Linked DNA regions of Mus musculus: region 2 is linked to region 1. The links are chromatin loops, found by intact Hi-C in ENCODE. Cell type or tissue: heart. All regions are shown on one strand. Each heading gives the region's core, and the rest is flanking DNA. Links, peaks and the distances in the headings are about the cores only.

Region 1 (7,856 bases), core at 1,109-6,108:
CATATTCTTCCTGTTGTATACAAGGAATCCCCTGGTTTACTCATATTAGATCTTTCAAGAGCATCTTATACTTGCCCCCGCTGTCATTACTCCCAAACGAGTTGCGTTTCTTTTAATGGACAATGGGTACCCAGGAACCAAGGTCTGGACACACATAATATATTTCAAGATATTAAAATGTTGTGTTTACTTAGGTCACCATATGGAAGACTGGTGTGATGGGTTATAATTAGAACTCTAGCATTACCTGTGTGACGTTGGCAACTCCCTTCATTCTGGCAGCCTGCTGCGTCATCTGGAAACAAATCGGATTAGATACTTTTTAACCGTTTACAAGTTCCCAAAGCGTTTTAGGATAATACCGGGTCACCTCTCCACAGAGACATGCTCAACTAACATGCTCAACCTACATTTCAGAGGTTCCAGACTCCGAAGCCCATTAGCAATTCCAAATTCCGGGCTTAATCATCTCTGGGGTCTCTTTAGCGCTGACATTTTTTTTTTTTTTCTGCAAGTGACCGACTGCTGTGAGTAGGAATTTAGACGTCAAAAAGTGGAGAGACTTATTTAGTACTGACAAGGGAGCTAAAATGAACACAAAGAAAAGAGGCTGTGAGCAATGCATTGCTCAGCCACGGTGCTCCTCGGGCTCCAAATTTAGCGCTGCAGTCCGCTGAAGAAGAGGTTTTGGCGGGAAGGGCTGCCCCGGCGGAGAGCGCCCGCCAGGCGACCCTCCAGGAGACTGGCCCAGTGCATCCTCCGCACGGCCCACCAGGGCTCGCTCTTGCGCTTCTGCTGGAAGGCAGGAGGAGCGGGGCGGGGCGGACGGCGACCCCGCCCCCGGCCGCGACGCCCTCCTCAGCCTTCTCAGGCCTCGCCGCGGCCGGAAGCCTCGTGCCCGCCCGACCCGCGCACCGCCCCTCCCTCCCGCCCCCGACGTCGGCGCGGCTGCGGTAGCCATGGTGACCGGTGGAGGCCCGCCCCCGCCCCCTGCCCCGGCCCCCTGACGTCGGCTCACGTCAGCGCCGGCGCGCGCCTGGCTGGGCCCTGTGGGGCGGGAGGGAAGCAGCGCCGGAGCGAGAGCCGCGGCCGTCGCCCAGAGCCCAGGCGCGCCGCCCGACGCCCTCCTGCCCGCTCCGTGCCGCTTCTTGCCGGCCAGTTCGTTCGCGTTCCCGTCGCCGTGTCCTGCAGCGGGGGCCAAGCATGGTCATGGCGGATGGCCCGAGGCACTTGCAGCGCGGGCCAGTCCGGGTGGGGTTCTACGACATCGAGGGCACGCTGGGCAAGGGCAACTTTGCCGTGGTGAAGCTGGGGCGGCACCGGATCACCAAGACGGAGGTGCGGCCCCGGGGTTCGGCGGGAGCGTGGCGCGGTTGCGCCCCGGGCGGGGGACGGCGGGCCTGGCACTGCGGGGACCGCGGGGTGCAGGTCGAGTGTGTGTGGGGTGTCCCCGGGAAGCCACACAGGCTTCCGTCCCGACTCTCCCACCCGGGAACCTGGTCTGTGGCCTCGGCTCCTGAGCACAAGTTCCGCGTCTTCCCGGCTTTCGGCTGGGGGTGGGGTGGGAGGGGAAGTCTCTGTGCTCCGGGGCCGCGCGGGGACCAACGTCGCCGGCCGGAGAAAGGGGACCAGCAGCTCCCAGGCTCGGCGGACGCGGAGCGCGGCCCGGACCAAGCCCTCCTCTTCTGCCCGGCGAGGAGGGGGTGACGCGGACCGGACTGGTGCGGACGGGCCGCTGTCCATCTTCTCTGGGCCCGCAGGGTCTCTGAAACGGTTCTTTGGCTGGCTTGATCACTTGCAGGAGGTATAGCAAATACACCAGACAATAGAGCTGGTTAAAAATGGTCATCTCAGCTCTGCACCGTTCTCTGGGGTTGTCCCTTTACCAGGTGTGCATGCTGGCTGCGAGCACGCATTCCTTAAGCCACATCAGATGGACTGTACTCAGCTCTCGACAGCGTCCTGACATTGACTCTCCAGCATCCTCCCTCCGTGCACTGTACATATTTTCTCCCCAAGTCTGCGTTCTTACCTAGCCCACCCTCTTCCTTCCATTGCCTCAAGCTGCTCTCCTCGGGGTCTCTATTTTAAGACGTGCAAATTAAATACCTTGGAAAAAAAACGATCGAAACAAAACCATTTCTTAGTCTACAACCTAGTGGTTTTGACGTACTCTATTCTGCCTTGTGATTGCCACTTGAGTTTCACCGATTTTCAGTTTCTCTCCCCAGTTTTCATCCTTTTCGGGTTTTTTTCCTACTATGTTCTTAAGAACGTTCTAATCTTTGACTATAGGACCTCCACCCCCACCCCCTGCCCAGGATGACTTACGCTTATGTAAGGTAAAGGGCATTTAAAAGCCTTACTGTTTTCTTAGCAGTTGTACTTAAAAGTTTTGCTTCATGTCCATTTCCATAAAGAAGGAGGACATGTCTAACATGTCTTCACTTTTTGTTTTGCCTCACAAATCCCTGACACACCACTTAAATCTTTCTTCTTTAGGGCATCAGTACCAAGGTCAAAATTTTTCCTTTCACAAATTTACCAGTGTTATGAATCTAGATTGCTATAATGATAAGTATATTGACATTACCAAACTTTTGCATAGCTGAATTTGACCCCAGCATTTTTGTAATGATTAAAGTGTTTCGTTTTTATAAAGAGTTATGGCCAAATGTCATACCTTTACCTCGACGTTAAATTAAAAGGAAGTATCTTAAATGGGTGTATTTATGAGTCCTTTTCAATGACTGCCAAAAATAGCACATTACAGAGAGAGTCTGAACTTTTTGGTTACATTGTTGTGTGGTTGGATAACAAATCCATCCACACGATTTTTCTTATTAGCAATAGTTAGTGGTCAGTTGTTGTCAGATAGAGTTTAGTTAAAGTTGTATCTCAGAGCTGCTTCAGTGGCGCTGATGGCAATTTATACATTCTCTTCAGGGTGACAATTCTGATGGTGTCCCTTTCAAGCTGATATTTCTTAGGAAGCGAGCTAGGGGGCACTGTGGAGTAACATTGCCTATGACTGTCAGATCAGTTATATTTGTGATTGAAGACACCTGTCAGCTCACGAAAGCTCTTGCAGTTGCTAAAGGGGGTGTGTGTAGTATATATGTATAAAATTATTTTATGTTAAAAGCTAAACGTTTAGGTGATAGATTCCACCTCACTTGTGCTTTTCTGTTTTGACAGAACATAAGGCTGAGCATTTTGTGGTAATTTTGTGATTGTTGATACTAAGGCATAGAAATGGTCTAGTAGTTGCTATACTTAAAAGTCTTTGTAGGTGTTTTAGTTTGCAAAATGGTTTTCTGAAGTTTTATAAGAAAGTTACATGAAGACTTGCTTAGTAAAATCATGGACTCAGTTTCCAATAATGTTTCAGTGAGTTTTTTTCTTTAGGAAAAACTTTTTTATTTACTAAATATCTGTATCTTTGATAAATAGAACAGTCGTGCAAACTGTAAATAAAATAGTGAAATTTTCAACTGTTTTGCATTATTTTAGATTCTCATTGTTTAACATTCCGCAGTAATTAAAATGAGAACAGTTAATAATAGTATAAAGAAAACTATTAAATGCCGTTCGGTGGTGGCGCACGCCTTTAATCCCAGTACTTGGGAGGCAGAGGCAGGCCTGGTCTACAAAGTGAGTTCCAGGACAGCGAGAGCTATAAAGAGAAACCTATCTCAAAAAACCAAAAAGAAAAAGAAAACTATTAGAAAACTATGATTATATTTAGTGCCATGGAAGTTCCTTGTGTACTTTATTTTAGCATTATGGGCTTGTGTTTTAGAACGTGGCCATCTCTTTTTTCATCAAGTTTGATCCTGAGGCAATTTTAAAATAGAGTCATTTTTAATTATATTTGTGTGTACACATGCCTCCGTGAGTGTGTGTGTGTGTGTGTGTGTGTGTGTGTTGGTCAAAGAACAACTTGCAGGATCTGGTTCTCTTTTTCGACTGTGTGGGTGCTAGGGTTCGAACTCAGGTCATCAGGGTCTGCAGCAAGTGTCTTTACTCGCTGGCTATCTTGACAGCCCCTGAGACAAATCTTAGGACTTAGTTTAAACATCTATGTGACAGATACTTTTATTTTTAATGGCTCTTTATCTTCTGTATCACTTACAAAAAAATAAGATATCTTTTTGTAGCACTTGGGAGAAGTCTGTTTCCCTTTTAGGAAAAAAATTAGTATACAAAAAAGGCATTAACTTTGGTTTAATCTATCAAATGGCTTAACACCAAGAAATGTAATTACGTCATCTGAAGCAGTATTCATGTGCTTCATCTCTGTGTAAATTTTGCACACAAAAGGGAAGGGAAGGGGGTGGTAGAATCTAGTTTCCTAATATAATACTTTATGAAATCTTTGTAAGCTGGCTTATGAATTACAGGAGCTAATTTTGTAAAATTAGCACAATGGGAAAAGAATAACACCATTTAAACTATTAAACTATTTTGGGCAGTGGTAGTTGCTAGTTTTCTGTTCTATGAATGTCCTTGAGTAGTGTTTTATTAATACTATATTAGGAAGCAATTTTTCCCTTCTAGTTAACTATATAGTTAGTTCAGGAGGTGGTTTCTTTCTTTCTTTTTTTTGTTTTTTGTTTTTTTTTTTGTTTTGTTTTGTTTTTTGTCTAAGAAAAATTCTAGGAAAATTACTTTCTACTTCTAAGTGCTCTGTTTTCTATTAAAGAATGTTTAGTATAGCAAATGTAAAGAATAAAGGAGAGCATAGCACACAGTATATAGTTCTTCCATTGTGGGAATACATTGTTCTCAACATGTCACATTGCCTTTTAGTATTCTTAATGTGTTTGTTTTCTATAAGTGGCAAGACATAGAATATATGTCTGTGCCCACACATTTTACATTTTGTTTATCATATATAACTTTTACAGTATTTTAGCAGTTTAGAATTCAACTTTGTAGATAGCCCATTTTACTTATGATTCTCTTATTGACTATTATATCATTTCCAGTTTTCAACAATTGATAGGGAACATAATTGTGTATCTAAGACTGGGTTTTAAATGTTTTGGGGAAAAGGAATTGCTGGTAATTATTAGAGAAATTACTGAGAAGGTATAATTTTTTACAATCAAGAGTTTTTACTATTTAATCTATGTTTACTATTGAAAAATCTTAAAATATGGATAAATGAAACTAATTACTTGTACCTTCAGTAGTGCACCCAGAGATAGCCATCAGTGTTTTCAGCTCCCTCTCTCTACAGATAACGGGCTTTTCCTCACTCAGTACCATACTTTTTGTGTTGCTTACCTCTATTAGTCATATGAAGACAAGTGTACAGAAACTTGGGAGAAGTTCTAAAAGTTACCTTATTAAAGTGGCCTGTAGGAATTAGGCTGCTTACTCACTTGCTTACCCCCAAGAGAACATGGACTCAGAGCAACTGTCAGAGGCTGTCTGAAAATTGTCTTTGTTCACCAGAAAGTTTTCTGTGTGTATTTTGGGAGTTGGATGTTCAAGCATGATCCTCAGTCTACCACCTTAACGTGTAGAATTTCTTAACATTTCCCAAAAACAAAGTTTAGAATTATGTTTTTATAGTAAAAGTAGAAACAAAAGAAGGGCATGTTAAGCCATGAGCATGGTATTTCTTTAAGAGGGCTTTTAAACAGTTGGTTTATATTTTGCTTTGACATCTTGCAGCTCTTTTCAGTAGCTTTGGTATTAGTCTTGTGCTGCAAAAATACTCTGGATTTTAAGACATAGCTGTACTATGTGCAATAGAAGGACCTGTTACCAAATGTCTTAACCACTAGCATGTGTAAATAGGCTTGGATGTGATCTTTTGTGTGTTGAAATAGGACTTTGATTGGTCATAGTGTGTATAGGCTTTATTAGACTGTTCTCTGGTTTCTTAGTCTTCAGGCAAGGAATTGCTAAATTGTTTTGCTAAATATTATTAAAATTACCTCTTTTATCAGGGAAGGGAAAACAAATATTCACAGTAAGAGTTATGTAAATGTTCGATTTATGTGTGTGTGTGTGTGTGTGTGTGTGAGAGAGAGAGAGAGAGAGAGAGAGAGAGAGAGAGAGGGGTGGGGAAGGGCATGTGCATGCTATAGCACTGTGGCACATATGTGGAAACAAAAGAACAATTTTGTAGATTTAGTTCTCTCTGTCAGCCTTTATATGGGTCCTGGGATTTGAACTCAGGTCACCAGGCCAGTACAAGTGCTTTTACCCACTAAGCTGGCCTAGAGTTGTGTAAATTTTTCTGATCTGCAGAAATTTTTACCTTTAACAGAGTTTAGTGTGTTCTCATTTTAAGTCCTCTAAGGAATTCTATCTTGGCACCAGGCAATTAAGAAAACATTTATTTGGAAATCATGAAACTGGCCTCCTTGGATTCACATGATGACATTTGATTTATAGTCACTGCTGATTAAAGTTTCACTTCCTTGGCATCAAATGGATCACAGAATTCCTTATGATAGCTCCCTTTCCTTTTTAATAGAACTTTTACTTGCCCTCCTACATCTGTATTTTTTAAGTGATTTCTGTAAAAGTTTTTTTTTCATTTAAAATTCATATTAAATTCTATTTTTCAAAGAATAGAAATATCCAGTTATTATATCCAGTTTTGATAGTTAAAAGAATGGAAGCAAAGAGGGATTTCATCAAAAACTCTTTGTTTAAAAAAGTTTGAAGTTCTTTAGACAGATTAAGAGATGCATCTTAGATAAATTACATTGGTGACAATCCTTTAATGTTCTCAGTTCTTCTTAAAAGTACAAAATATCCACATAGTTTGACCCCGTTACAGAAGTTAGGCCTACTCATTATAGCCATTGTGGAAAAGCTTGCAAAAGAAACTAAGCATTCATACTTCTGCTCTCAAAACTCAGGAGATGAAAACCCACAGAGCCTCCAAATTCACTTGTATTTTATATGTTTGAAATAAGATTGATATCACATATAACCTATGTTCTTGTATTTCACTTGTAACATTTCCAAGTATTAAACAAAAACACTCTCTAAAAGTGCCTGCTAAAATGATAAAGACGGACAGTACCAAGGTTGACAGAAGTGTAGGAAATTGCTGATAAATAGAAATTAAGGAAAACTTTGGGAAATAGTTTGGGAGATTTTTAAAAGCTTTAAATACGTCCCACATACAACAAGAGTCAACCTTTATCCTTTGCATTTACCTAAAAGAAATTAATGCATATGTCCATAATTGGAATGTGTCATTTGTATATAGCAGTTTTACTCATAATAAAGCAAAACTTGAAACAAACACACACACACCAAAACCACTAGGTAAGGCAGCAGTGGTTTTCAACTTTCCTAATGCTGCAACCTTTTAATACAATTCCTGAAGTTGTGGTGACCCCAATCATAAAATTATTTCTGTTTTTACTTCCTAACTGTAGTTTTGCTACTGTTATGCATCATAATGTAAATATGTGATATGCAGGACATCTGATAGGTGACCCTGAGATAGGATCATTCAGTCTCCAAGCGGTTACAACCCACAGGTTGAGAACATCATTAGGCGGCATTGTTCATGTCATTGTCATATTTTATTTAACTAGCTTGCTTTACTGAGATAACGTTCATCTCTCTCTAGTACAGTGCTCTGAGTGTTCCAGAGGATAGTCTTTTGCATACATTAGCATACCTGATTATTCCCTCCGAGCAGTTTTGCTGCAGTGGAATTCTTGGGTGAAGAGCACATCCATTACCTCTCTCAAGGCCACAGTATCCTCTGCACAGACAGTCCCATAATTACTATTAGGAAAAGCACTTTGAGGAATACTACTCTTCCCTGCCCCCAATAAACAAAATTTCTTGTATTTTCCTTGCTATTTAAT
Region 2 (5,000 bases), core at 1-5,000, 310 kb after region 1:
GGAGCTGAGAGATCAGTGTGAGGGACCCACCAGACATAGGCTGTGTTGGGTCAATGGCAACAGTTCATAGATGTGTTAAAACAGAGTACCTTTCCCTGTTTTCCTCTTTCCTGATTTTGCCGTGTTCTGTGGTATAGAGCCAGCACTCTGCCTATTTCTTTACTGATTCCTCAAGAAAAGAAGAGCTTCTAGCAGGTTCTGCCATTTGCCCACTTCCATCACCACATACTGGCCCCGTGACCCCTAAAAAACAGGAATCCTGGCGATGTTGCAGGTTTGGGTGGAGTGTAGCTGTGAATATATGGTATAGACATCCTGTAGTGTCTCAGGACACCCTCCCCTGCTGCTTCTCAGGGATGGCAAAGCTCAATCCTCCTGTTGCTCCAGTAAACAGGCCAGCCTCTCACTGTATTCAAGCAGAACAATCCTTTAGTGTGTGTGTGTGTGTGGGGGGGGGGGTGTTGTTGATAGTGTGTTGGCGGGGGCGGGGGGGGGCAGCACAGGAACCGCTAGAGGGGAAGGAAGGTGGGAGCCGCAGACAGGCCGGGGTTCTGTAGGTTTGTTGGAGGTTGGGGGAGCTCTAGTCTCCATCCTGCCAGCATCTCCCAATCCTTGGAGAGCGGGGCTGAGTTCTCCAGGTTAGGTCAGTCTTGAAACCGCGCGTTTAAGGAGGGGGGGGGGGTGTCAGAGAGGAACAGCAACGTCTACGCTGCTGAGCTTCTCCGCACCAGGACTGTCAGATCCACGAGGTTTTGCACCGCGCCGCCCATCCCCCGCCGCTTCCCGAGCTCCCATCGCCCTCAGCCCCGCCAGGTCCGGACCGCGCCCCTGGCCTCAGCCTCAGCCAGCACCCTTACCTCTCTGCCCAGAGCTGTCGGCAGCGCTTGGGTCGAAGCCCAGCGCTGCCTGGCCGCGTGTGACAGCCTGGGAGGGGGAGGAGGGGGGGGGTGCAGGGAGGGATCGGGAGGCGGCGCCGAGCGGGAGCACCGCACACCGGACTCCACTCGACGCTCAGCGGGAGCTACCGGAGCCTCTTGCCCCGAGGGAGATAGGTTAAAGATGCGGCTGTCCGGGGGGATGCTCGGAGCCGCGCGACAGCAAGGACCGAGATGCCGCTGCCAGCGACCGGCCGCCGGCGATGGGAGGCGGCTTCCGCTGGGGCTCCGCTGCTGCGGTGTCTGAGCTACCGGGACAGTACGCTTCACCCTAAGGGAGCATCCCGGTCCCTTGGACCAGGACGCCTACCCCTGCCTTTCCTACTTTCTTCGGAGACCTGGGCGAACCGTTCCGCTGGCTGGCTGATCTCTGGAACCGTTCTTCGAGCCCCAGTGCGGGGGGGACATGCCAGAATTTAGGAGTGATGTGACGCTCAGCCTCCCACCTCACCCAGGGAAGCAGGCTTGCTGAAGCCAGAGCCAGGAGGGGACCATGGGAGGGACACAAGTCAAATGGTGAGCTGAAGCCACTTTGGCTCTTGAGGTGGGGAAATGAGGGGAAGCTGGGCCAGGACAGAGGGTCGTGGTTGGTCCCCGACAAGAGATGATTGGGGGCGCTATTTTGTGAGAACAGGCTGCTGGTGTGGGATTAGCGCTACAAAATAGAGTGATTTTAGGAATTTGAGCCGACTCCACACACAGATTCAGTCTGTGTGTCTGCTAATGGAAGCACTTAGAGGGGCGACTGGACCCTTTGATTTCGTCTATTACCCATTTAAAAAATTTATGTAAGTCTAATTTAGCAATATCTTTGTTGGGGTTTGCTGGTTTAACAAATTAATATTGGTGAGATAGTAGATCAAGAAATGTATATATAGTATATATTATAGTTCTCAGGGAGGATTATGATGGTAAATAGAAATTACTTGTTTGTCAAGTAGGACTTTTAAACGAGTTAGGGAGGAGTCCAGGTCTTACAATTAATTAGCATGAAGATTCCTTCCCCAGACCTGAGGCAGAAGATTAAAAGCTCCTTCCTTTTCTAGGATGGTGCTTCTGCTCTGACACACACCTCAGGGTTTTCCTCCCTCCGAGGTCCTTGATCTTGGCCATCTAGTTTCCTAGTCTTACCTCCGTGGCCTTACCCTGGCAGTCTCATTTCAAGAAAAAGAAATGTTGTTTTCCTTTGGCTGCTCCGCCACTCCCCCGGTGGGGTTGGGTATCCAGACGCCCGCCTCCTTCTGCCCTTATATGGGAGGCAACGCTCTTGGAGAGGAGAGGTGGAACTGAGCATGCGTCTGTGCTTTTAGGAAAACCGTTTCTCAGCATCCTAGATCCCCACTACGCCCTCCCTCCGGTTTGTCTCGCATATCCCTCCTGCGGTCCAGCCAGGTGCAGGCAGTGGGGCTTGTTAGCCTAGCACCTTGTCAGCTGAGGAAGAGGAGCAGCTGACAAAGGCTTTGTGCGCCTGGATTCCCAGTTTTGTAAGTGGTAAATGCTGGGGCCTAGGCACTCATAAATCTCTCTTTATCAAGGACACAGCCCCTTTACAGCTTTTTGGCTGTGAATTCATGTTAGCCTAGAGGTCAGATTGCCTAAATAGTGGAAATAGATAAGAGATTTACAGAAAACAGTCAACATTTCTGAACACTACTTGCTGACCACCCTTGCTGGTCTCACCGGTTTGATCTATGCACCTACAGATATTTAGATAAAGCCGCTTACTTTGATCTGCAATGATGTGAAGCTTTAAATTTTTTCTTAAATGTTTTAAGAAAGAAGAGAGCAGAGTACCAACCGGGACATCTCCACTAAAGCTGGTCAGCAGTGGAGACCGGCGAGACACTGGTCCACAAATGCTGAAGTCTGGCTCCTTCCACTGCACTTGTCTTTAGTTTTTCTCCGGTTTCTGGGAAGAGGAAATGTTAACTCCTGCTTGTGGTTGTGAGGATTAGCCTGTGTGCGAGACGTCAGGGGCACATTAAGGGGGTCAGTGAGTCTTAGACACTTGACTGTTGTCTGGGTGATGGATTCGGAAAGAATTCCTAAGAGGGGGGGCAGAGCCATAGACTCCACAGCCCCTGAGATTGTGTGAGAGCTGATGTTCTCATAGTGTAGTGTGAGGAGAAAGGGCTCCCCTGACCCCTGGATCCCTTAGATAATCAGCCTCATGTTCCCATCTTGTCTTGTCCATGGGAAGAGTTAAAACTGCTTCCCGGAAAAAGCTCAACAGTTCCTCCCAAAGGTACATCAGAAGAGGAAGTATTGAAAGGTGGTGTCTCAAGATGATTTGAAACTATGAAACTGAGGCAAAGATGATGATAATTCTTCAGTCAAAGCTAATCACGTGAGCTTCCTTCCATTCAGCTGCCACGAGCAGAGTTTTCTTCATTCACCCTGTGACCCCTCCTATTTTAAAGAAAGGGGTTGTTTTTATGCGTATGATTGTTTTGCCCACGTTCTACGCCTGTGCACCACATGTGTGCCTGGTGCCTGTGGAGGTCAGAAGAGGATGTCACATCCCCTGGAACTGGAGTCACAGATGGTTTTGAGCCACTGTGTTGGTGCTGGGACTTGAACCTGGGTCCTCTGCAAGAGCAGTAGGTGCTCTTGTGCAGTAAGCTGTCTCTCCAGCCTGCACTCTTCTGTTCTGGTTCACCTGTGGATGAATCCCTGCCCTCCCCCCATCCCGGCATTGCATCCACCCCAGCAGTCTCTGCCCCAAGTCCGTCTCCTGTAGTGACTAGTGACTCCTCCTGGGGTTAGCTTAGAGATGGTCTCTGGTTGCTTGTAAGAGACTCAGATTATTGGAAATATGATTTTGATCCAGCTCCAAAAGCTGATGGAACCCTCTGAATGTGGGCCTATGAAATGATAATGGCGGATACACAAAATTCTTAAAAGATGATTTATTGCCTATTCTGGTAGCTCTCATTTTAATCAAGTATGCTTAAAGGCAGCCTTATCATAGAAAAGGCTCCTTAGGGTGTAAGAGACATGGCTCAGTGGTAAAGAGTGCTTCTTGCTTTTCTAGAGGCCCCAGTGTCAGTTCCTAATACCCATCTAGAACGGCTCACAACTTCTGAAACTCCAGGTCCAGGGAACTCAACACCTTTCTGGTTTCTACAGGCACCTGTATTCACATGCACACCCCCCTAACACTGCACACACCCCACACATTGCACATATATACACATCCCACACCTGCCACCTGTATTCATGTGCACACACCCCACCCCGACACACAGACATACTCACATATATATAATTAAAAATAAAATCTTTAAATAACATGAAAAACAAAAATACTCCCAAGGACTAGTGTTTTTTTTTTCATTTATTCATTCAACATTTATTTCATTTGTTCTAATTGTGAGCTATGTATCCTGTTAGGCATGGTGTAAATTAGATACCTCTGAGATGAACTGTGAAAACTGTCTTCTATACCTGCTCATAATGATTGCTTCTCTTCTCTTTTGTTTGATCGCAGTCTGACTTCACCCAGTCCAATCCACAGTGCTAAGAGCGAATCCATTATAACCCAGGCAGAGGAAAAGGCCGATTTCGTGATCATTCCCTCTGAAGGAATAGAGAACAGAACAGGTACTGCCGGCCTGGGTTGTTTCAGGGGAGCCTGTTAAAGCCTGAAGTCTTTAGTGCTTCTGACTGCTAAGCTTCCTGGCCATGTCTGCCTTCACTGTCTGTGCATAGAGGGTCAGCTCTAGAGAGCTCTAATGCCTTTGAGCCAATTAATGTAGTTATCTTCTTACAGAATGTCAGTCCTGGTATTGGTCTGTCAGAAAAATCTCACACCAGCCTCGAGAAGCCCTCCCTTAGCTGACTGCCTGTGAATTAGATAAATGGCATTGGGGCAGTCAGAAGCTGTGTTCGGGTAAATAGTTATTATTCCCATTCTGTGAAGATAATTTTGGTGCTTTGCTGATTTAGGTTGGTGCCAGAAGTACATAGTTTGAACCAAAATGTCCATAAACATGCAACAGAGAACAGGGGTGCACATCTGTACTCTCAGTACTCAGGAGATGGAGACTGGTGGGTCACAAATTT

What was found. Hi-C counts contacts between places; a loop is a spot of excess contacts. Peaks named below come from ENCODE experiments on the same cell type or tissue, not always from the same donor. Only the 100,000 strongest peaks of a DNase experiment are listed, where the experiment ranks them.
Region 2: it touches region 1 in a loop (4-fold over the local background); 2 of 42 quality-filtered maps call a loop at or near these places.

The regions. Positions count from the first base shown.
Region 1 is chr9:51,002,223-51,010,078 of GRCm38, reverse strand. It overlaps Sik2 (salt inducible kinase 2), which reads left to right and starts at 1,006. Exons shown (of 16, transcript NM_178710.3): 1 at 1,006-1,338. The coding sequence starts at 1,204. In heart, for the core only: a CTCF peak has its summit at 3,004; a DNase peak (open chromatin) is centred at 3,008; H3K4me3 peaks cover 1,546 bases; H3K27ac peaks cover 976 bases.
Region 2 is chr9:50,695,009-50,700,008 of GRCm38, reverse strand. It overlaps Dixdc1 (DIX domain containing 1), which reads left to right. Exons shown (of 20, transcript NM_001374656.1): 6 at 4,426-4,538. Gm39337 (a long non-coding RNA gene) reads right to left here and starts at 2,779. Exons shown (of 3, transcript XR_003948161.1): 1 at 2,734-2,779. It overlaps Gm51674 (a long non-coding RNA gene), which reads right to left and starts at 2,138. Exons shown (of 2, transcript XR_003948160.1): 1 at 2,067-2,138. In heart, for the core only: no CTCF peak of the experiment used is centred there; DNase peaks (open chromatin) are centred at 908, 1,308 and 2,178; H3K4me3 peaks cover 2,368 bases; H3K27ac peaks cover 1,423 bases; H3K27me3 peaks cover 965 bases.